2 separate regions of the Homo sapiens genome follow, and region 2 is linked to region 1. A link is a loop called in an ENCODE intact Hi-C map of the cell type or tissue named here. Cell type or tissue: CD4-positive, alpha-beta T cell. All regions are shown on one strand. Links, peaks and the distances in the headings refer to the core of each region. The heading gives the core; the rest is flanking DNA. Region 1 holds the start of SUMO2 (small ubiquitin like modifier 2). Region 2 overlaps KCTD2 (potassium channel tetramerization domain containing 2).

Region 1 (16,091 bases), core at 7,647-12,646:
GGCCAACATGGTAAAACCCCATCTGTACTAAAAATACAAAAATTATCCGGGCATGGGCCTGGCGCAGTGGCTCACATCTGTAACCCCAGCACTTTGGGAGGCCGAGGTGGGTGGATCACAAGGTCAGGAGATGGAGACCATCCTGGCTAACACGGTGAAACCCCATCTCTACTAAAAATACAAAAAAAGAAAAAAAATTAGCTGGGCATGGTGGTGCGTGCCTGTAGTCCCAGCTACTCGGGGAGGCTGAGGCAGGAGAATGCCGTGAACCCGGGAGGTGGAGCTTGCAGTGAGCCAAGACTGTACCACTGCACTCCAGCCTGGGCGACAGAGCGAGACTCCGTCTCAAAAATAATTAAATAAATAAAATTATTCCGGTGTGGTGACACACGCCTGTAATCCCAGCTACTCAGGAGGCTGAGGCAGGAGAATTGCTTGAACCTGAGAGATTGCAGTGAGCTGAGATTGTCCAGCCTGGGCAACAGTGAAAGACGCTGTCTCTAAAAATAATAATAATACAAAAATTAACCAGTCATGGTGGCATAGCCTGTAATCCCAGCTACTCAGGAGGCTGAGGTGAGAGAATCACCTGAACCCAGGAAGTGGAGGTTGCAGTGAGCCAAGAGCCCACCATTACACTCCAGCCTGGGTGACAGAGCGAGACTCCGTGTCAAAAAAAAATTTTTTATTCTTATTTTTATTGATTTTATTTTTTATTTATTAGAGACAAAGGTCTTGCTATGTTGCCCAGGCTGGTCTTGAACTCTTGGCCTCAAGTGATCCTTGTGCCTTGGCCTCCCAAGGTGCTGGGATTACTGATATGAGCATATGAGCCACCGTCTCCTAGTCCACTTTCTTTTTCTTTTCCTTTTTTTTTTTTTTTGAGATGGGGCCTCATTACGTCATCCAGGCTGGAGAGCAGTAGTGTGATCACAGCTCACAGCTCACTGCAGCCTTTGCTTCCTGGGCTCAAGTGATCCTCCCATCTCAGCTTCTTGAGTAGCTCCGACCACAGGCAAGCACCACTATGCCTGGCTGATTTTTGGTATTTTTGATAGAGACGAGTTTTCACCCTGTTGCCTAGGCTGGTCTCGAACCACCCAACTCAGCCTGCCAGGCCTGCCAAAGTGCTGGGAATTCAAGGGTGAGCCAGTGTGCCCAGACCCACTTTCTTTTTCCAAAGCATCCTTTTTCAGTGCACAGCTATCCGTTTCCTCCCACCCCTATAAAAATGATGGAAGGAGAGGTGCAGTGGCTCACGCCTGTAATCCCAGCACTTTGGGTGGCTGAGGTGGGCGGATCACAGGGTCAAGAGATCGAGACCATACTGGCCAACATGGTGAAACCCCATCTCTACTAAAAATAAAAAATTAGCTGAGCGTGGTGGCTCGCTCCTGTGGTCCCAGCTACTCGGGAGGCTGAGGCAGGAGAATCGCTTGAACCTGGGAGGTGGAGGTTGCAGTGAGGCGAAATCACGCCACTGCACTCCAGCCTGGCTACAGAGCAAGACTCCATCTCAAAAAAAAAAAAAAAAAAAAAGATGGAGGGAGAATATTAATAGGAAATTTCTATCTCTTCACAATTTTTTCCTGGAAATTGCAAAAGGATTTTCAGAATATAATTTCAGTACATTGCCTAGACCCAGCTCCCAGAATTTCAATGTGCCCTTGGAATACATATTGCTCAGACATTTGAACATGTATTTTTTTTTTTTTTTGAGACGAAGTTTTTCTCTTGTTGCCCAGGCTGGAGGGCAGTGGAGTGATCTCAGCTCACTGCAACCTCTGCCTCCCAAGTTCAAATGATTCTGCTGCCTCAGCCTCCCAAGTAGCTGGGATCACAGGCGCCCACCACCACACCCAGCTAGTTTTTGTATATTTAATAGAGACGAGGTTTCACCATGTTGACAAGGTTGGTCTTGAAGTCCTTACCTCAGGTGATCCACCTGCCTCGGCCTCCCAAAGTTCTGGGATTACAGGCGTGAGCCACTGTGCCCAGCTATTGTTTTTCTTATTTTTTTAGATGAAGTTTCGCTCTTGTTGCCCAGGCAGGAGTGCAATGGTGTGATCGCAGCTCACTGCATCCTTCATCTCCCAGGTTCAAGCAATTCTCCTGCCTCAGCCTCCTGAGCAGCTGGGATTATAGGCGTGCGCCACCACGCCCGGATAATTTTTGTATTTTTAGTAGAGATGGGGTTTCACTATATTGTCCAGGCTGGTCTCGAACTCCTGACCTCAGGTGATCCACCTGCCTCAGCCTCCCAAAGTGCTGGGATTACAGAAGTGAGTCACTGAGCCCGGCCTTGAACATGCAGCATTATTATTATTATTATTATTATTATTATTATTATTATTTTGAGATGGAGTCTCACTCTGTCGCCCAGGCTGGAGTGCAGTGCAGGATCACAGCTCACCACAACCTCCGCCTCCTGGGTTCAAGTGATTTTCCTGCCTCAGCCTCCCAAGTAGCTGGGATTACAGGCGCCTGCCACCGCGCCCACCTAATTTTTTGTATTTTTGGTAGAGATGGGGTTTCACCATGTTGGCCAGACTGGTCTCGAACTCCTGACCTCGTGATTCTCCCACCTTGGCCTCCCAAAGTGCTGGGATTACAGGCGTGAGCCACCGCCCCCGGCCGAACAAGCATCTTATACAAATTCCTCCTTTGCCTGAAGGTGATTTTGTAATTTAGTGTAATAGGTTGTCAGGTAGTTTTTTTTGGGTTTTTTTTTCTTTTGAGACAGAGTCTTGCTCCTCTCGCCCAGGCTGGAGTGCAGTGGTGCAATCTCGGCTCACAGCAACCTCTGCCTCCCAGGTTCAAGTGATTGTCCTGCCTCAGCCTCCCGAGTAGCTGGGATTACAGGCGCCTGCTGCCACGCCCAGCTGTTTTTTGTATTTTTAGTAGAGACCGGGTTTCACCATGTTGGCCAGGCTGGTCTTGAACTCCTGACCTCAGGTGATCTGCCTGTCTCAGCCTCCCAAAGTGCTGGGATTACAGGTATGAGCCACTGTGCCCGGCCAGTATCTCTTTGTCTTTTCCCTAGCACACAGCAGGAGCTCAGTTAACACTACTTTCTAGCTATGTGATAGCATGTTTACTTAACCCCTTTGAGAGTAGCAAATAACTACTACACCTGCTTGCAATCATTTGTGTAAGAGGAAAATGAGCTAACATTAGTAATGTCCCACTTAGTGCTTGATAGGTGGCAGGTACTCAACAATTGTTGGTTCTCTTTCTCTTTCACTTCTTGTGTATTTCCTCCTCCCCCAATCATAAGTTATATGAGTCAGAGATTTTGTCTCCCCTTCTTGGTATCTCCAGTGTCATAGTATCTTACACATAGTAATGGGGTTTTTTTGTTTTGTTTTGTTTTGTTTTTGAGACAGGGTCTTGCTCTGTCACCTAGGCTGGAGTGCAGTGGCACAATCTCGGCTCACTGCAACCTCCACCTCCCGAGTTCAAGCGATTCTCCTGTCTCAGCCTCCCAAGTAGCTGGAATTACAGGCATGCACCGCCATGCCCAGCTAATTTTTGTATTTTTAGTAGAGACAGGGTTTTGCCTGTTGGCCAGGCTGATCTTGGAACTCCTGGCCTCAGGTGATCCACCCTCCTCGCCATCCCAAAGTGCTGGGATTACAGGCGTGAGCCATCGCACCTGGCCCAGTAATAGGTTATTTTTGTTGTTTTTTGAGGTAGGGTCTCACTCTGTCACCCAGGCTGGAGTGCAGGGGCACAATCATAGCTTATTGCAGCCATAATCTCCTGGGCTCAAGTAATCCTCTCACCTTGTCCTCCCAAAGTGCTGGAATTACAGACATGAGCCACTGCAACCAGCTGATAGTTTCAATTCATTCATTCATTCATTCATTCAGTGAATCCTCGAACGCCTACAACGTACAAAAGCTTGGAGTTGAGAGAGAACATTTAGGAACCCCAAGTGATTGAATATGACCAAAGCAGAGGCTTCAGGATGAGAAACAAGGCTATAGAGTGGTTAATTTGGATTAGTTCTCAAAGGGCGCATAGGTCATATCCTGTGAAGCAGATGATTAGTGAGGAACCAGGGAGTATCAGAAACTTCTTTTGGTTTATTTTTTATTTTATTTTATATTTTTTGAGACAGAGTCTTGCACTGTCGCCCAGGCTGGAGTGCAATGGCACAATCTTGGCTCACTGCAACCTCTGCCTCCCGGGTTCAAGCGATTTTCCTGCCTCAGCCTCCTGAGTAGCTGGGACTACAGGTAGCCGCCATGATGCCCAGCTAATTTTTGTATTTTTATTTATTTATTTACTTACTTACTTATTCTGAGACAGAGTCTCGCTGTGTTGTCACCCAGGCTGGAGTTCAGTGGCACCATTTCGGCTCACTGCAACCTCTGCCTCCCGGGTTCAAGTGATTCCCCTGCCTCAGCCTCCCGAGTAGCTGGGATTACAGGCGCCTGCTACCATGCCCAGCTAATTTTTATCTTTTTAATAGAGACGGGATTTCACCAGGTTGGCCAGGCTGGTCTTGAACTCCTGACCTCAGGTGATCTGCCTGCCTTGGTCTCCCAAAAGGCTGGGATTCCAGGCGTGAGCCACAGTGCCTGACCCTTTTGATTTATATTTATTTTATAATGGCTTGTGTTTCTCAAACTTTATTATTTATTACTTTTTTTTTTTTTTTGAGGCAGGGTCACACTCTGTCACCCAGGCTGGAATGCAATGCTGCAGTCTCAGCTCATGGCAACCTCTGCCTCCTGGTTTCTAGCAATTCTCCTGTCTCAGCCTCTGGAGTAGCTGGGTACGCCACCATGCCCGGCTAATTTTTGTATTTTTAGTAGAGACGGGATTTCACCATGTTGCCCAGGCTGGTCTTGAATTCCTGAGCTCAGGTGATCCCCTCACCTCGGCCTCCCAAAGTGCTGGGACTACAGGCATGAGCTACCGTGCCCGGCCTCAAACTTTAGTGTGTTTAAGAATTACCAGGGCTGGGCATAGTGGCTCCCACCTATAATCCTATCACTTTGGGAAGCTGAGGTGAGGGGATCTCTTGAGCTCAGGGGTTTGAGACCAGTCTGAGGAACATAGTGAGAGCCCCATCTGTACAAAAAATTTTAAAAAAATTAGCCTTGTGTGGTGGCATGCACCTGTAGTTGAAGCTACTTGGGAGTCTGAGGCAGGAGGATCCCTTGAGCCCAAGAGGCAGAGGTTGCAGTGAGTTGAGATCACACCAATGCACTCTAGCCTGGGCAACAGAGTGAGACCTTCCCCAAAAAGAGAACAAAACAGGCAGATTTGGCAGGGTACAGTGGCTCATGCCTGTAATCCCAGCGTTTTGAGAGGCTGAGGCTAAGGCTGGAGGATCACTTGAGCCCAGGATGCCATTTCTTTCTTTCTTTCTTTTTTTTTTTTTTTGAGATGGAGTTTCATTCTTGTTGCCCAGGCTGGAGTGCAGTGGCGCGATCTTGGCTCACTGCAACCTCTGTCTCCCGGGTTCAAGTGATTCTTGCTGGGATTACAGGCATGAGCCACCACGCCCGGCCAGGAGATGCTATTTCTATAAAAAATAAAAAGCCACCACGCCCGGCCAGGAGATGCTATTTCTATAAAAAATAAAAATAAATTAGGTGGGCGTGGTGGTGCCTGTCTGTAGTCCTAGCTACTCAAGAGGCTGAGGCGAGAGGATGGTTTAAGCCCAGGAGTTCGAGGCTGCAGTGAGCTATGATTTGCGGTACTGCACTCTATCCTGGGTGGAAAGCAGACCTTTCTTAAAAAAGAAAAAAAAAAATTAGGTGAATTCCAGAGCCAACCTTCCAAGGGGCCCAAAAATTTGTATTTAAACCAGCCCTTTAGATGATTCTGACTCATTTAAAAATCCATGAATAATGGAGGTACTATTTATTTTTTTTTGAGACGGAGTCTCGCTCTGTCGCCCAGACTGGAGTGCAGTGGCGTGATCTTGGCTCACTGCAAGCTCCGCCTCCCAGGTTCATGCCATTCTCCTGCCTCAACCTCCTGAGTAGCTGGGACTACAGGCACCCGCCACCACGTCCGGCTAATTTTTTGTATTTTTAGTAGAGATGGGGTTTCACTGTGTTAGCCAGGGTGGTCTCGATCTCCTGACCTCGTGATCTGCCCGCCTCGGCCTCCCAAAGTGCTGGGATTACAGGCGTGAGCCACCGCACCCGGCCTGGAGGTACTTTAAAACAGATGGGTTAGGCTGGGCGCGGTGGCTCACGTCTGTAATCCCAGCACTTTGGGAGGCCAAAGTGGGCAGATCACCTGAAGTCGGGAGTTCGAGACCAGTGTGACCAACATGGAGAAACCCCGTCTCTATTAAAAATACAAAATTAGCCAGGCACGGTGGTGCATGGCATGCCTGTAATCTCAGCTACTCAGGAGGCTGAGGCAGGAGAATCGCTTGAACCTGGCAGGCGGAGTTTGCAGTGAGCTGAGATCTTGCCATTGCACTCCAGCCTGGGCCACAAGAGCAAAATTCTGTCTGAAAAAAACAAACAAACAAATAAACAGCCGGGCGTGGTGGCTCACGCCTGTAATCCCAGCACTTTGGGGGGCCGAGACGGGCACATCACGAGGTCAGGAGATCAAGACCATCCTGGCTAACACGGTGAAACCCCATCTCTACTAGAAATACAAAAAATTAGCCGGGCGTGGTGGCATGTGCCTGTAGTTCCAGCTACTCAGGAGGCTGAGGCAGAAGAATCGCTTGAACCCGGGGGGCAGAAGTTGCAGTGAGCCGAGATCGTGCCACTCCAGCCTGGGCGACAGAGCGAGACTCCGTCTAAAACAAAACAAACAACAACAACAACAAAAAAAAACAGATGAGTTAGGAGGGTATTTCCATATTGCAGTATCTTTGTGTTTTTTTGTTTTTTTGTTTTTTTTTTTGAGACGAAGTCTTGCTCTGTTGCCCAGGCTAGAGTGCAGTGAGTGGTGTGATCTTGGCTCACTGCAACTTCTACTTACTGGGTTCAAGCGATTCTCCTGCCTCAGCCCCCTGAGTAGCTGGGAATACAGGCGCCTGCCACCATGCCTGGCTAATTTTTGTATTTTTAGTAGAGACACTGGGTTTCACCATGTTAGCCAGGCTAGTCTCAAACTCCTGACCTCAGGCAATCCATCTGCCTTGGCCTCCCAAAGTGCTGGGATTACAGGCGTGAGCCACCAGAGGGTTTCACCATGTTAGCCAGGCTGGTCTCAAACTCCTGACCTCAGGCAATCCATCCGCCTCGGCCTCCCAAAGTGCTGGGATTACAGGCGTGAGCCACCAGAGGGTTTCACCATGTTGGCTAGTCTGGTCTCAAACTCCTGACCTCAGGTGATTTGCCCGCCTCGGCCTCCCAAAGTGTTGGGATTACAGGCATGAGCCACCGTGCCCGGCTGATATTGCAGTATCTCTTGAGAGTGTTTTTTTTTTTTTTTTTTTTTAATGGAGTTTCGCTCTTGTTGCCCAGGCTGGAGTGCAATGGTGAGATCTCAGCTCACCACAACCTCCTCCTCCCGGGTTCAAGCGATTCTTCCGCCTCAGCCTCCCGAGTAGCTGGGATTACAGGCATGCGCCACCACACCCAGCTAATTTTGTATTTTCAGTAGAGACAGGGTTTCTCCATGTTGGTCAGGCTGATCTCGAACTCCTGACCTCAGGTGATCCTCCCACCTCGGCCTCCCAAAGTGCTGGGATTACAGGCATGAGCCACCATGCCCGGCCTCTTTTGAGAGTGTTGATCTGAACTAGATGGTCTTCCTGCTTTGGCCTATCACACATCTAAGGTCTTAAGCCTCTTCCTCCCCAAAGAGAACCTACAGAAGGCCAGCAAATGCAGCTCCATCCAGAGGCCAAAGAAATTAGATTTGGTAAGAAGGTGGAATAGACAAGATTTGGCCAAGATTGATTGGATGAGGAGTGTGTGAAGGAGAAGAAGTCAGGAATGTTGCTGGCCTTTCCAGCTTGGGGCAGCTGTTGTAGTGGTGTGTCACTCAGTTTAAGAGTGACAGGTCAGGAAGAAGGACCCATGTGGAAGGTAAAGTGAGGAGTTTTAGTTGAGAGTTGCTGGGTCTGAGGTGCCTCTGGGATATCCAAGTGGAGATGTTCAGAAATCAACTGGAAACTCAGAAGAAAGACGTGGACTAGAAATAATGGATTTGAGGATCATTAGCAAAGAGATGGTAATGAAAATCGGTGAAATCATCCTCGGAGAGGGAATGGAGTGATAAAAGGATCTTGAAGAAAACCCTAAGGAACAGTTAAGGGAAGGAGTGAGTAAGAAAAAAAATTGCAGAGAGAACAAAGGACAGGCTAGAGATGAGAGGAAAACCTACCTCCTGCAAAGTTCAAGAGGAGTGACAAACTGAGAAGCATACTGGATTCAGCAAAGAAGTCTGCGGTGACCTTGTGGAGAGCAGTTTTAGTGGAACTTTGGGGACAGCACCAGATTGCAGTGGGTTGAGGAGTGAGTGGGAGGGGAGGGGTTGGAGACAGCTGGCGGGGACATTTTTTCGAGCTGTTTGGCCAAGAATGGAGAGAGATAGGATGGTAACTTCATAGAATTGGGAGCTTTTTTTTTTTTTTCTATACTAACGGAGGAGAGGAAGAAAATTCAGGGACAAAAGGAAATAATAAAGCCCCGGGGGAAGAAGCGAGATGGAATCCAGTGCACACACATCGGATTGTTCTTCAGACAGGAGGGACGCATGTGTATGTTTTAACTGGATGCAACGAGGAAAGGATTAAATTGGCTGGAAGCTTGATTGTTGGGTAGTTCTCGCTTATGGATACTGTTTCCTCTTGGAAGACAGGCGATGAGTAAGGATCTCGTTGAATGAATACATGAATATTTTCCCGTAGCTAGTCAAAGTCTAGGGTTACCAGCAGGACAGAAGAAGACACTGTAGGCCGGGCGCGGTGGCTCACGCCTGTAATCCCAGCACTTTGGGAGGCCGAGGCGGGCGGATCACGAGGTCAGGAGATCGAGACCATCCTGGCTAACACGGTGAAACCCCGTCTCTACGAAAAATTAGCCGGGCGTTGTGGCGGGTACCTGTAGTCTCAGCTACTCGGGAGGCTGAGGCAGGAGAATCACTTGAACCCGGGAGGCAGAGGTTGCTGTGAGCCGAGATCGTGCCACTGCACTCCAGCCTGGGCGACTGAGCGAGACTCCGTCTCAAAAAAAAGAAGAAGAAGAAGAAGAAGAAGACACTGCATTTTAGGCAAGAGTCCGGTGGGAAGCAGGTTGAGATTGACTGAGAGGAAGTAACCATGGGAGGGCTGCTGGTCCACTGAATGAGAGAGATTTTTCCAGAACCTCATGCTGGGGCTTTGATTTAGGAATCCCCTTCCTCCTCTAGTAAGTCTGCCTTCCCTGGCCTATGGCTTACGTCTAAAGCCTCGAGCCTCATCGTTCCCACCGAGGACCAGCTGGAAGCCATTTTGATTATGCTCCACCACGAAGGAGGACAATACAGCCCCGCCCAGAGCCAGGCGCGCCCCCGCGGCGGGCCGGGTGCGCGTGTCCGCGCCTCTTCCCGCCGGCCGGGCGGGCGCCTGGCCCAGGACGCGGTGGCGTGGGACGGGGGGTGGGGGTGGTTATGTAAGCGTTGCGCGCTCCCGCGAGGCGCCAGCCAATGGGAGGCTTCGGCTACTCGTGCTCGCGCACGCAGGGTGGGGGGAGGGAGCGCACGACGTGCGCGCACCCTCTCCCCTCGTCCACCGCTGCCGCCTCCTTCTTCTGCCGCTCCTGGTGCTGCTTGTGTGCTCGTTTGGTGCGGACCTGGTACCTCTTTTGTGAAGCGGCAGCTGAGGAGACTCCGGCGCTCGCCATGGCCGACGAAAAGCCCAAGGTGAGCTCGCCGCCGGCCCCTTCGCCTCGCCGCGCGGTGGGGGTCATGGCGCGGGCCGGGGTCCGGCCAGAGCCCGCCGCTGGCTCCCAGCGCTTTCCCGGGCCCCCCACGGGGCCGGCCGCGGCTCAGGCCCGGGCGCTCCGCGCCATTTTCCTCCCTCCCTCTCTTCCTCCCTCCCGCGCCGAAGGAGGCCCCGCCGCTCTCTCCCGCCCCCGGCGGCCTCCGAGTGCGCGCCGGGCGCGAGTTGGGCGGGCAGAAAGCGGACGCCCGCGGACCCACCAGCCCCGAACGGGGATTCTTGGCCCAGCCGGCCGGCGCGCGTGAGGAGGGGCGTTAGGGCGCGCGGGGTCTCCACCTTCTGTCGACCCCGCGTCGGGTGTTGCAGTCTCCGAGGCGGCGAGGAGTCCTCTGGGCTCGGGCTTCACCTCTCGGGTAGGAACCGCGGGCATCTGGGGACCCCTGCCTGGGGCCGCGGCGGCGGGGCGAGGGTTCGGGGCGAATCAATGGGCTGCGGACGGGCAGGAACCTGGATGCCCGCGGGCCGCCGTCCTGGGCCTGGGGGTAGGGGGATTCCCGTGGAGTATTTCCCACTTTAATAGCCTCAGGGGCCCGAAGGGGGAGGGGCAGCGGCTTTTCCCTGGGTGCCAACGAACCCCTAATCCGCGAACACCATGTGGTTTCATGAAGTTGGAGGCACAGGTACGAGCAGAGAGACTTTGTGCGGCTTAACTTTTGAACGCGGCTTTTGAGGCACCCGGAGACTTCCCGGGAGGACTTGGGGACACCCATCATCGGGGCACACGGGACTTGCTGCTTTTAGTTTGGTGGCACCCCCCGCCTCCCGCGCCTTTACTTTCTGGAGCGTTTTAGGGCTACAGAATTGCTTCTGCACTCGATTTTGGACAACTTTAGGTTGGGTCGAAATCTACAAGAAACAAATCAGGATAAAACTGTGTATTTGACCCATGACAACAAAGGGGGGGAGGGGAGAATAAGTGCTCTTAACCGAAAATAAAAATGAAGCTGCTAATAGAGGAGAACGTTAACTGTGGTCCTGACTGAGTATTACCGCTGTTCCGGGGGGAATCGGGATATTCTTCGATTGTTTTTTTTGTTTGTGTGTTTCCTTTAATGGAGATTGGATTTAGGTTATTAAACTGAGTTTGGTAACTTTTTAATGACAACGGTAATGAGTTTTGAATGGCAGGCTGTAGATTTATTGTTTTGTTTCTTGCAGTTGTACTTAAAGTGCTTAGAAAAGAGAAGGGACTCTATTTTTAACTTTTTTGGGGGGTAAAGTATTTTGGGAGTGATATATGTCATTTTAGGAAGTTTAACTTCAAGAGAACGTTGCAATACACTGAATAGGACCCAACTTTAAACATATTGTTGCTACTGATAGTATTGCATGTAGGCTTTTCCGTATCTGACAGCTATCTAATACTGTTACTGCAGGATTTTTCCGCTTTCACATTGATTTCAGCAGCTGAAAACAGCAGTATGCCGTTTTAGCATACAGTATGAGAAACCTGTTGATTTTTGAAGCAACTAGGGCTGCTGCTGCTTTATAAAACGTGTTCGTTGATCACATTTCCCAAATTATACTTTTATTTTTCTTTTAACAGGAAGGAGTCAAGACTGAGAACAACGATCATATTAATTTGAAGGTGGCGGGGCAGGATGGTTCTGTGGTGCAGTTTAAGATTAAGAGGCATACACCACTTAGTAAACTAATGAAAGCCTATTGTGAACGACAGGTGAGGAATTCATATGTGTACTTCCACTGAATAAAACTATTTTTAAAAATCTTATTTTCATGGGAACAAAAACTAGACTAGCACATTACAGTGACTTTTTGATGGGATGAATATGCACTTGGCACGTCAGTTTTGTCGTGCACTTGGTATATTGATAGCTCGTGAAAACCCTTAGGATGATTTGGTTAGTATTATATGTGGTTCCAGTCCTGTGCCAGAAATCCATCAAATTATATTTACAATAATTTTTTTTTACCAAGGAAATGTAATTTTATGTTTATAAGAAAATAAGAGTGAACTTGGTAAAATTACTTATAAGTCTTTTATTATTTTATTTTATTTTTTTGAGATGGAGTTTCATTCTTGTTGCCCAAGCTGAAGTACAGTGGCCTGAGCTCAGCTCACTGCAACCTCCACTTCAAGCGATTTTCCTGCCTCAGTCTCCTGAGTATCTGGGATTACAGGTGCCCACTACCAGGCCTGGCCAATTTTTTTTTTGTATTTTTAGTAGAGATGGGGTTTCACCGTATTGGCTAGGCTGGTTCCAAACTCCTGACCTCAGGTGATCCGCCCGCCTCGGCCTTCCAAAGTGCTGGGATTACAAGCATGAGCCACCGCGCCAAACCAAGAAGTCGTTTTTTTTTTTTTTTTTTTTTTTTTTTTTAAGCTGGGAGTCTCACTCTATTTCTTTTAAGCTAGAACTTATCTACCTTGTAAATTGTGTTTTATTTTTGTTTTTGTTTTTGATGGAGTCTTGCTCTGTTGCCCAGGCTGGAGTGCAGTGGTGCAATCTTGGCTCACTGCAACCTCTGCCTCCTGAGTTGAGGCTATTCTTATGCCTCAGCCTCCTGAGTACCTGGGATTTCAGGCGTGCGCCACCACGCCCGGCTAATTTTGTATTTTTAGTAGACCTGACCTCAACTCCTGACCTCAAGTGATCCGCCCACCTTGGCCTCTCAGAGTGCTGGGATTACAAGCATGGGCCACTGTGCCTGGCCCCTTCAGATTGTTCTAAATAGGCTCAAAATAGAATAAGGCTTAAACCTATGTAAGTTGGGAAATTGAGTTTGAGTTTATACTTGAAAGATCAGTGAAGATAAAAACTTCCTTTAGGCCTGATGCAGTGGCTCATATCTGTAATCCCAGCACTTTGGGAGACTGAGGCAGGTGGCAGTTGACATCAGCCTGGCCACCATGGCAAAATCCCATTTCTACTAAAAATCCAAAAAAATTAGCTGGGCGTGGTGTTACACGCGCATAATCCCACCTACTCCGGAGGCTGAGGCTGAGAATCCCTTGAACCTGGGAGGTGGAGGCTGCAGTGAGCCAAGATCACACCACTGCACTCTAGCCTGGGTGACAGAGCGAGAGCATTTCAAAGGAAAAAAAAAAAAAAACTTTAGAATGTTTGAAGTATTTTTATGCCTAGTGTATTTACAATGTAATAAGAAAATACTGTGCTCATAATTGATATGTAAACCTTCTTGTATGTAGTTCCTTATAAAGATACCTTTTTTTTTTTTTTTTTTGAGACAGAGTCTCGCTCTGTTGTCCAGGATGGAGTGCAGTAGTGCAATCTCGACTCACTGCAACTTCTGCCTCCCGAGACCAAGCGATTCTCCTGTCTCAGTCTCCCGAGTAGGTGGGACTACGGGCGCACGCCACCACGCCCAGCTAATTTTTGTATTGTCAGCAAGATGGGGTTTCACCATATTGGTCAGACTGGTCTTGAGCTCCTGACCTCAGGTGATCCACCTGCCTCATCCTCCCAAAGTGCTGGGATTACAGGCGTGAGCCACTGTGCCCAGCAAGATACCATATACTCTTATTTGAAGAATTTTGCTGAAATCACCCTACATGAACTTATGAATTGTGTTAAATAATTTATAAACTGGCATCTTCTATATTTGAACACTAGTGCCCCTTCAGGATACAGGGGAATTTTAAAAGGTAATCCTTTTGGAGAACTTCTTTAGCAAAACTGCATACAAAATAGAAAATCATAGGCTGGGCGTGGTAATCCAGCACTTTGGGAGGCCAAGGCTGGAAGACCAGTCTGGACAACATAGTAAGACCTCATCTGGTTTTTTTGTTTTGTTTTGAGGTGGAGTTTTGCTCTTATTGCCCAGGCTAGAGTGCAGTGGCGCAATCTCGGCTCACTGCATCCTCCGCCTTCCAGTTTTAAGCGATTCTTCTGCCTCAGCCTCCCAAGTCACTGGGATTACAGGACCTCGTGAACCACCCGCCTCAGCCTCCCAAAGTGCTGGGTTTACAGGCATGAGCCACTGCGCCTGGCCCAGACCTCATCTCTTAAAAAAAAATTAGGTGGTTGTGGTGGCACATACCTGTAGTCCAGGCTATTTCAGTGACAGAGGTGGGAGGATTGCTTGAGCTTGGCAGGTCTAGGCTGCAGTGAGCCATGATCTCATCGCTGCACTCCAGTGTGGGTGACAGAATGAGACCCTGTCTCAAAACCACAAACAAACAGAATCATGCTTCAGTTTGGTGGTTTTGAACAGTATTCTTTTCTTTTTTTTTTTTTTTTTTGAGAGTCTCGCACTGTTGCCCAGGCTGGAGTGCAGTGGCACCATCTCGGCTCACTGCAACCTCTGCCTCCTGGGTTCAAGCGATTCTCCTGCCTCAGCCTCCCAAGTAGCTGGGACTACAGGTGCGTGCCACCGTGCCCAGCCAATTTTTGTATTTTTTGTAGAGACGGGGTTTCACAATATTGGCCAGGATGATCTCGATCTCTTGACCTCGTGATCCGCCTGCTTCGGCCTCCCAAAGTGCTGGGATTACAGGTGTGAGCCACTGGTGCCTGGCCTTGAACACTATTCTTATGCATATCTTATTTAACTTTTCTGCAATTGCAAAATTTTGCCTTTTTTTTTTTGAGACAGGCTTTTGCCCTGTTGCCCATGCTGAAGTGCAGTGGGAGGATTATGATCATGGCTCACTGCATCCTCTGCCTCCCAGGCTCAAGCAGTCCTCCCACCTCAGGCTCCCAGGTAGTTGGGACTATAGGCTTGTGCCACTGGGCGATTCTTTTTTTTTTTTTTTTTTTTTTTGAGACGGAGTCTCGCTTTGTCGGTCAGACTGGAGTGTAGTGACATAATCTCGGCTCACTGCAACCTCCACCTCCCGGGTTCAAGCAATTCTCCTGCCTCAGCCTCCTGAGTAGGTGGGATTATAGGCACCTACCACCGTGCTCGGCTAATTTATTTTTCGTAGAAACGGGGTTTTACCACGTTGGCCAGGCTGGTCTTGAACTCCTGAGCTCAGGTGACCCACCCGTCTCGCCACCTCGGCCTCCCAAAGTGCTGGGATTACAGGCATGAAGCACTACGCCTGGCTTTTCTTTTCTTTTTTTTTTTTAAGATGGAGTTTTCCTCTTGTTACTGAGGCTGAATGCAATGGCGCAATCTAGGCTTACTGGAACCTCCGCCTCCCAGGTTCCAGTGATTCTCCTGCCTCAGCCTCACAAGTAGCTGGGATTACAGGCATGCACCACCACGCCTGGCTAATTTTGTATTTTTAGTAGAGACGGGGCTTCACCATGTTGATCAGGTTGGCTGCTCTGAAACTCCTGACCTCAGGTAATCCACCTGCCTTGGCCTTCCAAAATGTTGGGATTATAGGCGTGAGCCACTGCACCTGGCCACCATGCAAATTTTTTAATTTCTTTTTTTTTGAGATGGAGTCTTGCTCTGTTGCCCAGGCTGGAGTGCAGTGGCATGATCTCAGCTCACTGCAACCTCTGCTCCTGGGTTCAAGCAATTCTCCTGCCTCAGCCTCTTGAATAACTGGGATTACAGCGCCTGCCACCTAGCCTGGCTAATTTTTTGTATTTTTATTTATTTAATTAATTAATTTTTTTTTTTTTTTGAGACAAGAGTCTCGCTCTTGCAATGGCACGATCTCGGCTCATTGCAACCTCCACCTCCCGGGTTCATGCAATTTTCCCCCCTCAACCTCCGGCTGGAGTAGCTGGGACTACAGGTGTGTGCCATTGTGCTCAGCCAATTTTTGTGTTTTTAGTAGAGACGGGGTTTCACCATGTTGGACAGGCTGGTCTCGAACTCCTGACCTCAGGTGATCTTCCACCTCAGTCTCCCAAGGTGCTAGGATTACAGGCGTGAGCCACAATACTTGGCCTTTGTTTTTAAGTAGATGATGGTTATATACTGTTTTTCATCCCTTTTATGCCACTGATACTTACTGAGCAGCACCTACTATGTGCAAGGGATAGACTGTGTAACTAAAACAGTCTAGGTTCCTATATCTCCTGAAGTGTGTTTTTTAGTAAGACAGTAAGTAATTACAGATTTGGGTAAGTATTAAAGGAAATTAAAAAGCGGTGCTTTTTTAAAGCTATTCCAGGAAGTTCAAGGGTGTAGGTTGGGGCATTTTAGGTCGGTTTTGTTGTTGTTGTTGTTGTTTTTGATATTGAATCTGGTCTGTCACCCAGGCTGGAGTGCTAGGGCACGATCTTGG
Region 2 (16,091 bases), core at 7,231-12,230, 120 kb after region 1:
TGATCTTAATGAAAGTATTTAAGTAAAAATTAAAATGAAAATATAAAACTTAGAAGCAATTTAATTGCCCTGTATAGAAAATTGATCAAGGAATTAATCTGGCTTCATGGAGTAACAGTTTACTCCAGGGGAAAGCTTTACTGATGAAAATCTTTCTGTGTGGTATGACTCTTATTAAAAATTTAGCTCTGTGCTGCCACCTGGGCTTTATGGCTGGGGAGATCCAGTGATACTGAAATTATCTCCTGCCAGTACAGATGCTGTATCAGAGCCTCCTGCAAGTCCCAACTGGACTGTGGCCATGCAGAACTCCAGGGTTCTGGGCAGGTCCATGTCCTCTTTTGCAAGTAACTATTTCACTGGGCCCTGACCGAGATGGAACACCTAGTTCATGGGACATCAAGTGACCCTGTGGCCTGAGCTGCCCGTCACCAACTAGGTGTTGTGTATTACACCAACCGAATTAGGAGTAATTAACAAAAATTTTTTTCTTTTGTAGAGACAGGTCTTGCTATGTTGCCCAAGATGGTCTTGAACTCCTGGCCTCAAGCAATCCTCTCACCTCAGCCTCCCAAAGTGCTGGGATTACAGGTGTGGGCCATGGTAACTGGCCAATTTTTTTTTTTTTTTTTAAGAGACAGGTTCTGGCTGGGCATAGTGGCTCACGCCTGTAATCCCAGCACTTTGGGAGGCCGAGCCGGGTGGATCACGAGGTCAGGAGATCAAACCATCCTGGCCAACATGGTAAAACATTGTCTCTACTAAAAATACAAAAATTAGCTGGATGTGGTGGCACACGCCTGTAATCCCAGCTACTCGGGAGGCTGAGGCAGGAGAATCGCTTGAACCTGGGAGGCGGAGGTTGCAGTGAGCCTAGATGATACCATTGCACTCCAGCCTGGGCAACAAGAGTGAAACTCCGTCTCAAAAAAAAAAAAAGAGAGACAGTGTCTCACTCTGTCTCTCAGGCTAGAGGGCACAGCTCACTGCAGCTTTGAAATCCTTGGCTCAAGTGATCCTCCCACCTCAGCCTCCTGAGTAGCTGGAACTACAGGCATGTGTCACCACGCCTGGCTAATTAAAAAAAAAATTTTATAGATGGGGCCTATGTTGCCCATCCTGGTCTTGAACTCCTGGCCTCAAGCAGTCCTCCCACTTCAGCTTCCCAAAGTACTGGGATTCCAGGTGTGAGCCTGGCAATTAGGAGCAATTAACATAGCTCAGAAATAGTGACTGTCTCTGAGACAGGGATACAATGACTTGGCACTTCGTGTTTATTTTGGAGGGAAGGAGAGATTATTTTTGCTTGTAGAAGGGTAGTTGTATCTTGTTCCATGGAGGCATGAAGTTGTTTTTTCACCACGTTTTTTTTTCTTTTTTTCCGAGTCGGAGTTTCGCTCTTGTTGCCCAGGATGGAGCGCAATGGCATGATCTCGGCTTACTGCAACCTCTGTCTCCTGAGTTCAAGCGATTTTCCTGCCTCAGCCTCCAGAGTACCTGGGATTACAGGCACCCGCCACCACGCATAGCTAATTTTTTTTTTTTTTTTTTTTTGAGACGGAGTCTCGCTCTGTCGCCCAGGCTGGAGTGCAGTGGCGCGATCTTGGCTCACTGCAAGCTCCACCTCCCGAGTTCACGCCATTCCCCTGCCTCAGCCTCCCGAGTAGCTGGGACTACAGGTGCCCACCACTACGCCCAGCTAATTTTTTGTATTTTTAGTAGAGACAGGGTTTCACCGTGTTAGCCAGGATGGTCTCCATCTCCTGACCTCGTGATCCACCCGCCTTGGCCTCCCAAAGTGCTGGGATTACAGGCGTGAGCCACCGCGCCCAGCCTAATTCTTTGTATTTTTAGTAGAGACGGGGTTTCATCATGTTGGCCAGGCTGGTCTCAAACTCCTGACCTCAAGTGATCCACCTGCCTTGGCCTCCCAAAGTGCTGGGATTATAGGCATGAGCCACCACACCCAGCATTTTTCACCATCCTATGCAAGTTCAAGTATGTGCAGAAGCATGTACATGTGAGGGGAACCAAACAGGTGGACTGAGCCAGTCACCACATTGTTGTCTCTCAGCCCCAAACCCACCCTCTGAACTCTGCTCCGAGCCACATTTTCCCCCTCCTAGCTCAACCTGGTAGGACAGGCTGAGGGAGACTGCAAGACGAGAGAAAAAAAGGAGGGACGATGTATTTCCTGTTGTGAGCCAAACCACAGAACACTGCTGTGTGCTGGCATAGCTGATTCCAGGAGTGGTGCTGGTTTCTTGGTGGTTTCTCTACCCTCTGAGAGGCAGCAGCTGCCACTGGCCAGCACGTCCTTCTCCATTGGTCCCCTCCTCTTGAATCTCCATTTTATTTTGAGACACAATCTCTGTCACCCAGGTTGGAGTGCAGTGGTGTGATCTCAGCCCACTGCAACCTCCACCTCCCGGGTTCAAGCAATTCTCGTGCCTCAGCCACCCAAGTAGCTGGGATTACAAGCATGTGCCACCATGCCCGGCTAATTTTTGTATTTTTAGTAGAAACAGGGTTTCACCATGTTGGCCAGGCTGGTCTCAAACATCTGACTTCAAGTGATCTGCCTGCCTCGGCCTCCCAAAGTGCTGGGATTACAGGTGTGAGCCACCACACTTGGCCTTATTTTATTTTTAGATTTAATTTTACATAGAGACAGAGTCTCACCACGATGCCCAGGCTGATCTCACACTCCTGGGCTCAAGCAATCCTCCCAGCTTGGGCCTCCCAAAGTGCAGGTGAATCTTTTTTTTTTTTTTTTTTTTTTGAGACTGAGTCTCGCTCTGTCACCAGGTTGGAGTGCAGTGGCGTGATCTCTGCTCATTGCAACCTCTGCCTCCCGGGTTCAAGCCATTCTCCTGCCTCAGCCTCCCGAGTAGAGTAGCTGGGATTACAGGCACCTGCCACCATGCCCAGCTAATTTTTATATTTTTAGTAGAGACGGGGTTTCACCATGTTGGCCAGGATAGTCTAGATCTCCTGACCTCGTGATCCGCTCGCCTCGGCGTCCCAAAGTGCTGGGATTACAGGCGTGAGCCACTGCGCCCAGCCCTTTTATTTTTTTGAGGCGGAGTTTTGCTCTTGTTGCCCAGGCTGGAGTGCAATGGCGTGCTCTCGGCTCACCACAACCTCCACCTCTCAGGTTCAAGTGATTCTCCTGCCTCAGCCTCCCGAGTAGCTGGTCCGGCTAATTTTGTATTTTTTAGTAGAGATGGGGTTTCTCCACGTTAGTCAGGCTGGTTTCGAACTCCTGACCTCAGGTGATCCGCCTGCCTTGGCCTCCCAAAGAGCTGAGATTACAGGTGTGAGCCACCGCGCCCGGCCAAATCTCCACTTTAATAATCCCAATGTCTTCCCACTGTTCTCAGGTCCCAGGAGTGAGGACTGCACCCTGCAATCCCTACATTGTGATGCCTCAGTGTCCACTCCTGCCCTTTCCTTTCTCCACTACCAGTTAACAACTGCTGTGGTCTCAATTGGACCCTGACGGATGCACCCACGCATCCTGTTCACTAAGCTGTATGAGTCCATTTTGTCTCCCTACCTGAAAGTGCTGTCTGGAAGGGACTAACACCTTCTGAGTTTCCCATGCCCCGCCTGATGCTGAAGTGATCAATACTTGTTTGTTGGTTGTCACCAAACGTTCCTCACTCATCCTCTTCCTTGTACCTAGTCACTCACTCTCTTCCAGAAAGACTTGTCCCTTAAAAACCATCTCACGGCCGGGGATGGTGGCTCATGCCTGTAACCCCAGCACTTTGGGGGGCTGAGGCGGGAGGATCACCTGAGGTCGGAGTTCGAGACCAGCCTGGCCAACACAGCAAAATACTGTCTCTACTAAAAATACAAAAATTAGCCAGGCGCGCAGGCAGGCGCCTGTAATCCCAGCTACTCAGGAAGCCGAGGGAGAATTGCTTGAACATGGGAGGCAGAGGTTGCAGTGAGCCGAGATTGCACCACTACACTCTAGCCTGGGTGACAGAGCGAGACTCCATCTCGGGGAAAAAAAAAAAAAAAAAAAATCTCACACTCCTCCCCTTGTCTCTTTCCAGCTCTCTGGTGGGCAGCCCATCCGTCCCACCTTCTGTTTCTCTGCATTCTCTGGGTCTTTTCAGATTCAGTAAAATGAAAGGGAGGAGGGAGAAGGCCCAACACCCCCTTTGGTGGTTTCAGTAGCAGGAGAAAAGGACTTAGTCAGCTGTCCTGGTAGGAAAGGTAGTTAAGTCATCTCCTGAAACCCATGTGAGAACCATCGACAGGAAGTGACAGTGGGAACCAGGAGACTGCAGTAATGGAAAACACACCACAGTTCTTGAGATTCAGAAGTTTCATATCTTTATTCACACAAAAAAAGTCACAGCATTTCAGACTATTCAAACACACAAACAGGAACAGAGGGTGCCCACCAGTGACAGCCTCGTCCCTAAGTCTGGATCAAAGGCCACGCTGGAGGGTGGGGTGTCCTCTCGGGCCTCCTCTCTCAGCATCCCGTGGCTCCCTGCTCCCAGCCTCACTGACATCCCCAAGAGCAGTTACAACTGTGCAGAAACAAAGTCACTTTAGAGGAGGCTGGGCCCCACCTCATTGCCATGGAAAAAGGCCAGATTCTGAGGAAAAGACAGAATCAGTGCTACTGTGTCATCAGTTGGGGGATGCTGGGCACTCCTGGGCCTGGCTGGCATCACCTGCGTCCCAGACCTGGGGCAGAGAAAAAGGCAGGACCCTCCCCACTTGGCAGTACTGGGCAGCAGAGAGTGTGGGTCACTGGTCACGTGACAGCCCCAAACTGCCACGCAGACCTCTCTGATGTGATCAGCCAGACACTCAGAGGGCACAACGCTTTCAAGCAAGAACACCAGCCTGGTTCCTAAAGGGGGTGGGTGAACAACGCTCCCAGAAATCTTAAGAACCCAGAGTCCTGGAGCGCTGGAACAATACAGGTGTCATTGGGTTGCAGCGAGGAGGGAAACTTGGTGAACACCAGCCCTCCGAGAGGGCGGAAATACCACTCCTGTCTATTTCCCAGAGCACGTGCCTGTGCCTTGGGGCTCAAGAGCAGTCTTTTCATGGCGGCAACTATGGAATCTAAGAGGAATGAAGGAAACGGCGCCCTCAGGAGGTGCTCAACATTGGTGTCTGACCCCCAGGCCTCCTTGCTGAACCTGGTGAGAAAGCTGGGGTTGGTCTAGGAGCTCCAGCCCACGCTGATCAGGCATGCCCCAGGAAAGCAGACAGGGACAAGCGCCTCAACGAGACTGGGCACAAGGCCGCAAACCAAGCTGCTTTTCCTCTGTCAGTCTGATGTTACTCATTGGACCTGGCCAAGGAGCGCCTCTTCCAAAGTCCTCCATCCTACCCGGCTCAGAGCAGTCCTTCCCGTGATCACTACTTTCCTTGGCTACATCTAACTTTTTTTTTCTCTGAAAGATACGACTGGATGGATGCCTGTGACTCTTGAAGGGGTGGCTGCTTTTACTGAGGACGGCAGTTCATCTAACACTTTACAGCTGTAAAATGTGGCGCATAGGTGTGTAGACGTTGATGTGTCAGCAGAAACCCCTGTATACCGGGTTCTATGCTATGCTACAGATACAGAGAAACAAGGAGACTGAGGGTCCTAGGGAAAAGTTATGCCATCTGGGCATGGTCAGGTCAGAAGCTCAAAAGACATTTGGCACAGTCTGCAGTCATTTCCAGAAACTACTACCCAGACGTACCTTGGCAAGCAGGTGAGCTGTGGAGCACACAGGACATCACTTCTGAAGGTGCCCAGGAGCACCTGGCTCGAGGAGGCTTTCATAGAAGGAGAAGTCCCCAGAGCCCCTTCCCTTTCTCTGTGCCATCTGCCATACTACTGAAAGTTATTCGGGGCAGACAGGGTCCCCTGGCTCTACCGCATTCCATGACTGCTCAGCGAGACCCACATGCTCGGAGAGAAAGTGTGGACACAAACTCTGTGGATGCAGCCCGAAAGAGGGTGCTGCCGCATCCGGATCCTCGCCAGCATGGCACTCCAGAAAAGAAAGTAATGGCGGGGGTCAGGGGGGTGGTCAGAGACACAGGGGGTCCCCAGACTGCCTAGCACATACATACATACCACTGGGGACAGTACAGAGGGGAGCAGGTCCGCCAAGGTTAGAAACCAAGAGACACAAATATTGCACATTCAGTCAAGGCATTTCCAAGAGAGTCACAGAAATAACTCTCTCTGAGACACAACATAACACATTTGGCAACTTTCAAAGAAACAGCCTTCCCCACTCCAAGCCATCAAAGGGTCCATAAGTGCCTTCATCTTTGGTCCAGTTGAAAAAGCCAGGGAAGGAAGACAGGGTCAATGGGGAGTAAGAAGAGGCTGCAGGTGCAGTTCCTACAGCTCCCACTTGTCTGACTCAGTGCAGGATGCCGCCTGTCTCAAACCTCTTCTTGGAGGGAAAACAAGCTCTCCAGAGGGTCCCGGCTGCTGGAGAAAGGTGAGGCAAAGCTGCATGTGGTGGCAGCCGGGAGCCCCAAATCCAGAGCAATGATCACCAACCTCCAACCACAACAAAGGACACCCCATCCTCCCTTTCCTTGGAGGCTCTATTCATGGGAATGCGGGGTACTCTGGCAACTCTATGCTTTACCTAAAACCTCAATTCGACAAACTGCAGCTAGAACCCTTTGCATCTGCTGCACGTCTTGGAGGGTGCATAGGAGGGACGGTGTTCCGAAGCAGCTGCTAACGTCCATTGTGGCACACATAGGGTGAAACCATGGCACGGCACGGGAACAATCCTCTTGGCTCCAGCGTCCTTAAAGTACAGGCCATTTCCAAGGAGCTAGGCCTTCCGCCCTCATCCCCCAGATCCCCGAAAGGCTCCGACTGGGAACCCAGCCCAGCTGCTGTTGTAAAGATCTGTTCTAATACTGGCTAAGCAAATGAAAGCAGGTTTCTGAAAAGGTATTCTGCAGCCAGAAGTCGCACTGTCTTCGGAGTCCTGCAGGTGGGGAGGGAGTTCCTTTAGTTTTGACCAGAACACTTCTTCACAGGGGGCCAGGATCAGCTGTGCTTTGCAGTGGCTCGGTCACTGGACAGGAGTGAGGTTTCACTTCACAGAGGGGCTCTGCTGACTGCTCTCCTGAAGGTCTGGAGTTTTCGGGGTCTTAGTTTACATCCGCGATCCTCTCTCCTGAAGAATCTGAAAGTTGGAGATGGGGGAGAGGCTGAGGCTGCTGAGGGAAAGACAGAGATGTCGGGGGATGCTTTCCACTGGACCCGATGAGTGGCATGATGGTCCTGTCATCCCAGGAAGCAAGCAGGGGTGCAGCCGCAGCCTCACCCGCAGTGCTTCTGGTGCGAAACACTCTCTTGCTGGGCACAGCTGGGTCTAAAGCTTATATGCTGTTGGACCAAAGCTTTGCCAACTGAAAGGAAGTGGTTCCAGCTTACCTGGTATCCACGATTTAGAAGCTGTGTGTGTGTGTGTGTGTGTGTGTGTGTGTGTGTGTGTGTGTGTTGGGGGTGAGGGGGGTGCACAGTGGAGGGAAAAGAAACAGTTTTCCAGGAACTTAAGGGAGGTAAAGGTCACCAAGGTAAGAAAACACCCTTTTCTCCTGAGGCAGTGAAAAAAGCACAGTTTTAAAGAATAAATCAAAATACCTTCCAAGTCTGAGTTCAGAAATCCTACCCTGTAGTAATTAGTGGCAACCAGCTTTTCTTTTTCATTGATTTGGCAGAGGATGGAGAAAGTCTACCCTTTTTAGGTTCATATTTTCTAACTAAAAACACCTGTCAGTGCTCCGTAAATCCCAATTAAATTACAACAGTCAAAAATAACAAAACGAGGGGAAAATGCAACGCTGGCTCTAGAAGGCCAGGGAAGAAGTGAGGAGCAAGAGTTCAGGAAAAGCCCACGGAGGGGGTGCGAACAAGCAAGCCAGAGGCAACTGCCCAGGGAAGGGGCTCCTTACCTTCGCCTTTTCGCTCGGCTCTATGACGATGCCATTGGTAGAATTATTTAGTTCTCTGGAGACAACACAGAGGAATTCTGCCTGATCCTCATTGCCGTAGTTATAGGAAGATCCGATGCTGATGAGCTGATGAACCAAGAATACAGTGAACATTCATGTGGCAATCTTAACATACTTTCGAAAGTGCTACACAAATCACCCCTCTTCCGACTGAACTTTTAAGTTATCAAAGGTTTAACTCTTTATATGAGTTCTCTGTGACTACCAAAGCCCCCGGGGAGAAATGGGCCTGTTCTTCATCAGGGCATCATTGGTGAGGCCTCCCCAGGAGGAAGAGTATGAGCTCCACTGTCCCCTCACCCAAGCTCTGAAGTCCCCCCCCGTCAGCGGCAGGATTAACATGCCCACGCCCCGTCGAGCACAGCAAGGGAAGACAGAACGCATCTGCCAACAAAATGGACATTTGCCTCAGTCACACACACAGCTGGCTCCTCTATCAGCAGAAGCCCTAGACTGGGGACAGGAGGCTCTGGAAAGCACCGAGCCAATCACTGATCAGCTACTGGAAGTCATATGCTGCTGGTACTTTTTATTTCCAGACAGGGTCTAGCTCTGTCACCCAAGCTGGAGTGCAGTGGTGCAATCACAGCTCACTGTAGCCTCCACCTCCTGGTCTCAAGTGATCCTCCCACGTCAGCCTCCTGAGTAGCTGGGACTACAGGGACTACAGCCACCATGCCTGGCTAATTCTTTTATTTTTGATAGAGAAGGGGGGTCTCGCTATGTTGCCCAGGCTGGTCTCCGAACTCCAGGACTCAAGCAATCCTCCCACCGTGGCCTCCCAAAGTGCCGAGATTACAGGTGTGAACCACCGTGCCCAGCATGCTGGTACTTTTAACCTTTTTGGATAATAGAATTCAGAATTTAATTCTAAAGAGGAAATACACACGCAGGGGAGCAGCTCAGGCAGAGGGTGAGGGCATCCCAGTGAGCAGGCGAGGCCTCACATGGGCGGCATGGCTGACTGTGGTAGGATGGGGCTGGGGGCGCCTCCGCCTGTCTGAAACAAACTTCCTCATCCAGAAGGGAGGCAATAGGAACACCCTCCGTCTTCCCACGGGACAGTAATAAGATGAGAAATTAACAAGAAATTATTCATTTTAGTTTCACAAAGAATACATTAAAAAAATCCTTTGCTTAAGAGCTCATATTAGGAAAAATACTTCTGGAGTGGAGGGCATTAAACTCTTGGCGACGTTTTACAACCCATGCCCAGTAAGAACCAGGATGACAGACACAGGCAGAGTGGATTCCGTGGTGGAAGCTAAGTGTGAGAAATAATCACCGCTGGCTCTGAAGGCAGAGACAGCTTTGCACTTGATCTGTGAGATAACAGCATTAATGCAAAGTGTGAGTTTTCTTTTAGAAGGTAAGCATCTGGTGAGACAGCTGTTGACCTGTTAAAACTCTACACATAAGTAGGCATAATCCGTATAAAATCATATTTACTCAGGCGGTTGATCCCAGGGTGGCGAGTGGCGGCGACCGAGACCCTGAGTGCAGCCTGACCCGCCCTCGCACGCGCGCCCTCCCTGGCCGGGCCCACTCGCCACGCGCCCAGCCATGAACCTGGCGAGCCAGAGCGGGGAGGCCGGCGCCGGCCAGCTGCTCTTTGCCAACTTCAACCAGGACAACACAGAAGTGAAAAGGGCATCAAGAGCAGCTGGTCTTGGCTGTCGCGCTGTTGTCTGGTTAGTTCCAACCCTGGTTTCTGAAAGTATCACCTTGGAAGGCTTATGTTAGAGGACTTTTTTGGCTTTTTGAAATTGAAGTGAACCAGTTAATAAGTGGCAGAGGATCACTTGAATGTGAAATAGAAATATCAAGGACTACATTTTTCCAGTGGACACCACAGCTTGTGGGAAGTTAGTGATGTAGCAATGTCTGTTTTAAATGCCATGTCTAAAAGGGATGGAATGAAGAAAGGGATTTGACTTTCCAAAAAAAAAAAAAATTGTATTTACTCTATTCGCTCTGGCCTTCCTATGTTTTGAAGGCAACAGAATTTAACAAGTCTGCCATCTAATGGAGGAGAACAGTGAAGCTCCAACTGTCATAGCTTTGTTTTGATAGCTCAGTCGTAAGCACGAGGCGGAGAGAAGTAGGGGAAACGGCCGCACCACACTTCCCATGGCGCCTGATCCTTCCTAGCACAGCTGTTCACCAAGCTCTTCACGGTGGATTACATAAGACATTCAGAACCAAAAAGTTCTGACCCTGGGAAAAGAAATGGAAGGATTGTTGTCGAATCCCAGTCTCCTTTAGGGACTCATTCTACGATCCCTGTGAGGGAACAAAAACCAAAGGCTTTGAGGCACTTCAAGCCTAAACTGCTCGTTGGCTCCCCTGGAAAGTCTGCGTGTGAAGCTAAGACATGATGCTCCTCTGTTTCCCCAACTCCTCACGCACCACTAGGCCAGCAGTGCCCACCAAATGGCTCTTTGCCCATGTTTTGGAATAGGATCCCACCTGGCCGTAGCCGTCTCCCGTGGTTATTAATTGGCCATCCACACTGATTGTTTGAAGAGCTGCAGACCCCTTGAACGGGGCCTGGGATTGCTGCTCTGTTAAGAGATGTACCTGTTCGAATTTCCAGCCGTCGGACATCGTGGACACCATCTGCGTGAGCTCTTCTTCCTGACACTGCAGGACTCTGTACACGTGCTTCACGGGGCCCTGCAATGACCAGGCGCAGACTGAGAACAGCACCAAGGACACCACAGTTTGCAGCTGCCCCAAGGAGGCTCTTCAAATGAATAAACACTGAAAAGGAGTTTGCTTGGAAATCTTTTCTTGGCAGCCACCCACTATCCCCTTTTACAAATAGTACTGTGGCGTTTCTTTTTTTCCCTTCTCTTTAAAAAATGTTTTTCTTTTTAAGTGACCACAAGCCAGCATACTGTGGCTTTTCAATAAAAACATATCCAAAGAGTGAAAGAATAAAAAAGGTAAAATAATTCTGAACTTCAGAGGGATGAATGCTTGAGCAACTATGCCAACAAACTTAGATTTAATCCATTTCCCCAAGTCAAAAATAAGGTAAAATTATTATTATTTATTATTATTATAATTTTATTTATTTATTTTTGAGACGGAGTCTCGCTCTGTCGCCCAGGCTGGAGTGCAATGGTGCAATCTTGGCTCACTGCAGGCTCTGCCTCCCAGGTTCACGCCATTCTCCTGCCTCAGCCTCCCAAGTAGCTGGGACTACAGGCACCCGCCACCACGCCCGGCTAATTTTTTGTATTTTTTAGTAGAGACGGGGTTTCACTGTGTTAGCCAGGATGGTCTCGATCTCCTGACCTCGTGATCCACCCGCCTCGGCCTCCCAAAGTGCTGGGATTACAGGCATGAGCCACCGCGCCCGGCCTATTTATTATTATTTTTTAAGACACAGTCTCACTCTGTCGCCCAGGCTGGAGTACAGTGGCGCGATCTCAGCTCACTGCAACTCCGCCTCCCCGGTTCAAGCGATTCTCCCGCCTCAGCCTCCCGAATAGCTGGGATTACAGGCGCCTGCCGCTAAGCCTGGCTAATTTTTGTATTTTTAGTAGAGAAGGGGATTCACCATGTTGGCCAGGCTTGGTCTTGAACTCCTGACCTCATGATCCACCTGCCCTGGTCTCCCAAAGTGCTGGGATTACAGGCATGAGCCACCGCACCCAGCCTTATTATTATTTTTGAGATGGAGTCTCGCTCTGTTGCCCAGTCTGGAGTGCAGTGGGGTGATCTTGGCTCACTGCAACCTCCACCTCCCTGGTTCAAGCGATTCTCCTGCCTCAGCCTCCCGAGTAGCTGGGATTACAGGCATGTGCCACTACGCCCAGCTAATTTTTTATTTTTTTTTCCTTTTTTTTTTTTGAGAGAGTCTCGCTCTGTCGCCCAGGCTGGAGTGCAATGGCACCATCTCAGCTCACTGCAATCTCCGCCTCCCGAGTTCAAGCGATTCTCCTGCTTCAGCAGCCTCTTGAATAGCTGGGATTACAGCCGCCCACCACCACGCTTGGCTAAGTTTTGTATTTTTAGTAGAGACGAAGTCTCACCATGTTGGCCAGGCTGGTCTCAAACTCCTGACCTCAGGTGATCCGCCCGCCTTGGGCCCCCAAAGTGCTGGGATTACAGGCATGAGCCACTGTGCCCAGCCAATTTTTTTGGATTTTTAGTGGAGACGGGATTTCGCCATGTTGGCCAGGCTGGTCTTGACCTGAGGCGATCCACCCACCTAGGCCTCCCAAAGTGCTGGGATTACAGGCATGAGCCACTGTGTCCGGCCGACAATGCTGTATTTTTTCTTCTATGTTTTCTTCCAAAAGAGGTATAACGATCGCCGGGTGCAGTGACTCACGCCTATAATCCCAGCACTTTGGGAGACCGAGGTGGGCGGATCATCTGAGGTTGGGAGTTCAAGACCAGCCTGGCCAACATGGTGAAACCCCATCTCTACTAAAAACACAAAAAATTAGCCAGGTGAGGTGGCACGTGCCTGTAATCCCAGCTACTCGGGAGGCTGAGGCGGGAGAACTGCTTGAACCCCGGAGGCAGAAGTTGCAGCGAGCTGAGATCGCGCCATTGCACTCCAGCCTGGGCGACAGAGTAAGACTCTGCCTCGAGGAAAAAAAAAAAAAAAAAAGAGGTATAGCTATCATTAACCAAAGTACTAAGGATTTCAAAGATTTCCTTCCATATTACATATAGTACAAATCCTCTGAAGATTTTAATTGGTTGTAACCACTTATTTTGGAAACCAATTGTATAAGTACAAAATTCAGAGTATCACAAAAGATCTGTGATGTTGGCCACAGCTGTCAAAGTCCCAGGTATTTAAGATGCCATTATACTGCCTCTTTTTTCTCCCTTCCAAAGTAAACCACTTGTGCTCTCAAATGCACCAGGATCAATCACCTACAAAAAATACTATTCTAAGAAATAGGAGTCTGGGTATGGTTGCTCACGCCTGTAATCCCAGCACTTTGGGAGGCTGAGGTTGGTGGCTCGCCTAAGATCAAGAGTTTGAGGCCAGTGTGGCCAACATGGGGATACCCTGTCTCTACTAAAAATACAAAAATTAGCCGGGCGTGGTGGTGCACACCTGTAATCTAGCTACTCGGGAAGCTGAGGCAGGTGAATCGCTGGAACCCAGGAGGCAGAGGTTGCAGTGAGCTGAGATCGCATCACTGCACTCCAGCCTGGTCAACACAGCGAGACTCTGTCTCCAAAAAAAAAAAAAAAAAAAGAAAAAAGAAAAAAAAAGAAACAGAGGAAAGTAGTTAGGTGGCAGCCACTAAGAGCTAAGAGGTCATGAAACCGAAGGTAGGGTTGAGGCCCACATCTTGGGCTTGGCTTGAATCCTGCATGTGTGAGGGGCTACAGGTAAGTTCAAGGAGGTAACATGTTTGAAAATCCACACACAAAAAAATAAAGAAAAATACAAAATGAAACAAAACGAAAATCCACACACAGCCAACTTCATCTTAGAGCCACATACAACAAGTATAAAAGAGGGTGTCTTTGAATAACATCAAATCCATTTTTCAGTTTCACTACATAAAAAGGACAGATGGAAAGATAGTTAACATCAAAAAGGTCTTGACATTCCTAGAACAAAAAAGCTTCCAAAGGGGTATAAATCCACAAGCCTTCAGAATCTAGAAGACTAATTAATTTAATTGCGGTCATCAAACAGAAATCTTATAATGCTCTCCAGGAATTAGCTAATGACGAAGAAGGGAGAATGTTCAGGTACCATGACTTGAATCATTTCAAATTACATAATTCATGGTACTTTAAAATCTATAGTAAGCAATCATTTTTTTAGAATGTGGGAAACTGAGGATAAGGCTAGATTACCAAAATGTCTAAACTATTAAATATCTACAATAGTGAAAGATACCACGTAAAGGTAAGATAGCAAAGAGACTGGTGACACTGGATCACATTCCAAGTGGTAATCTGCAAACCAACTACAAAGCCACCTTTGAACATCAAAAAGGAGCCTTTGAGCTGTCAGCTAGATGGAAGAAAACTAAATGAATAAGCCCTTCTCTTCACTTTTGCAAACTGCTGGAGATAAAGTGGATAAAAGAGTTAATTTTTCATCATTAGTGTCAGTTATTCATCCAAATATTCCAGTTAGAGCCAGAAAACTTTTTTTTTTTGAGATGGAGTCTCACTCTGTTGCCCAGGCTGGGGTGCAGTGGTGCCATCTCAGCTCACTGCAACCTCTGCTATCTTAGTTCAAGCGATTCTCCTGCCTCAGCCTCCCAAGTAGCTGGGATTATAGGCGCCCGCTACCACACTCAGACAATTTTCGTATTTTTAGTAGACAGGGTTTCTTTCTTTCTTTTTTTTTTTTTAGATGGGAGTTTCGCTCCTGTTGCCCAGGCTGGAGTGCAATGGCGTGATCTCGGCTCACCACAACCTCCTCCTCCCGGGTTCAAGCCATTCTCCTGCCTCAGCCTCCCAAGTAGCTGGGATTACAGGCATGTGCCACCACCCCAGCTACTTTTGTATTTTTAGTAGAGACAGGGTTTCTCCATGTTAGTCAGGCTCGTCTTGAACTCCTGACCTCAGGTGATCCACCTGCCTCGGCCTCCCAAAGTGCTGGGATTACAGGCATGAGCCACCACGCCCGGCCAGTAGACAGGGTTTCACCATGTTGGCCAGGCTGGTCTTGAACTCCTGACCTCAAGTGATCTGCCCTCCTCAGCCTCCCAGAGTGCTGGGATTACAGGCGTGAGCCACCATACCTGGCCTAGAGCCAGAAAACTTTGATATATGAAATCTAACATAGAAAGACCAAGGCATTATTTTTTACTTTTAAAAGTAAACTTATGCCAGGCATGGTGCCTCATGCCTGTAATCCCAGCACTTTGGGAGGCTGAGGCAAGTGGATCACTTGAGGCCTGAAGTTCAAGACCAGCCTGGTCAATATGGCGAAACACCATCTCTACTAAAAATACAAAAATTAGCCAGGCATTGTGGCACACACCTGTAATCACAGCTACTCAGGTGGCTGAGACATGAGAATCGCTTGAACCTGGGAGGCAGAGGTTGCAGTAAGCCGAGATCATGCCACTGCACTCCTGCCTGGGTGACAGAGGAAAACTCTGCCTCAAAAAAAGAAGAAAAAAGAATAATTTTCCTGCCTTCTTAATGGCAGGAAAATTCTGTGCTGCAATAGATTATACCTAAAGCATCTACTACCAGTATCTGATGGGAAAAGAGGCAATTATGCTACAACACAGGTAGTCATGGTGGAGCACGACTCTGCCTTCTTACTGTTAACTCTGTAGTTGCAGTTTCTTAAAACAGTCTAATCGCATGAAAGAGAGGGTCTATTTTCCTGGCTATACTTCAAGCTTCTTTTTTTTTTTTTTGAGATGGAGTCTCCCTCTGTCGCCCAGGCTGGAGTGGTGCAGTGGTGCGATCTTGGCTCACTACAAGCTCCGCCTCCTGGGTTCACACCATTCTCCTGCTTCAGCCTCCCGAGCAGCTGGGACTACAGGCACCCATCACCATGCCTGGCTAATTTTTTTTGTATTTTTAGTAGAGACGGGGTTTCACCGTGTTAGCCAGGATGGTCTCGATCTCCTGACCTCATGATCTGCCCGTCTCGGCCTCCCAAAGTGCTGGGATTACAGGCGTGAGCCACCGCGCCCGGCCGACTTCAAGCTTCTTGAGGGCAAGGACTTTCAATTACTTACAGAATCCCAAGGGCCAAATAGAAGCTATTATGGCCATTCAAACACACGACAAACATATGACGAATGGCAGGATGTGAAATAGATGTGCCGTAACATCTTTCTTTCCTCTAACTAGGTGGGCAAATTCCCTTTCGCTCTTGTTACTGTATCTGAGTTAATATCAAAATCAAGGCCAGGTGCGGTAGCTCACACCTGTAATTCCAGAACTTTGGGAGGATGAGGTGGGCGGGTTGCTTGAGTTCAGGAGTTTGAGACCAGCCTGGCCAACAAGGCTCGTTTCTACCCAAAATACAAAAAATTAGCCAGGTGTGGTAGCTTGCAGCTGTAGTCCCAGCTACTCGGTAGGCTGAGGTAGGAAAA

Evidence for each region. Peaks named below come from ENCODE experiments on the same cell type or tissue, not always from the same donor. Only the 100,000 strongest peaks of a DNase experiment are listed, where the experiment ranks them.
Region 2: a loop joins it to region 1, with 3 times the contacts of the local background. A loop is called at or near these places in 16 of 110 quality-filtered maps.

Annotation. Positions count from the first base shown.
Region 1 is chr17:75,176,563-75,192,653 of GRCh38, reverse strand. It overlaps SUMO2 (small ubiquitin like modifier 2), which reads left to right and starts at 9,695. Exons shown (of 4, transcript NM_006937.4): 1 at 9,695-9,840; 2 at 11,466-11,597. The coding sequence starts at 9,820. RefSeq lists silencers at 9,396-9,625, 9,756-10,155 and an enhancer at 9,737-10,387. In CD4-positive, alpha-beta T cell, for the core only: a CTCF peak has its summit at 10,076; DNase peaks (open chromatin) are centred at 9,593, 10,043 and 10,463; H3K4me3 peaks cover 3,072 bases; H3K27ac peaks cover 3,451 bases.
Region 2 is chr17:75,054,123-75,070,213 of GRCh38, reverse strand. KCTD2 (potassium channel tetramerization domain containing 2) reads right to left here. Exons shown (of 6, transcript NM_015353.3): 4 at 10,609-10,704; 5 at 7,969-8,094; 6 at 4,328-7,196. The coding sequence ends at 7,167. Among named protein-coding and RNA genes, the nearest start is that of KCTD2, 15 kb to the right of the region's middle. RefSeq lists an enhancer at 2,313-2,382. In CD4-positive, alpha-beta T cell, for the core only: a CTCF peak has its summit at 9,972; a DNase peak (open chromatin) is centred at 10,083.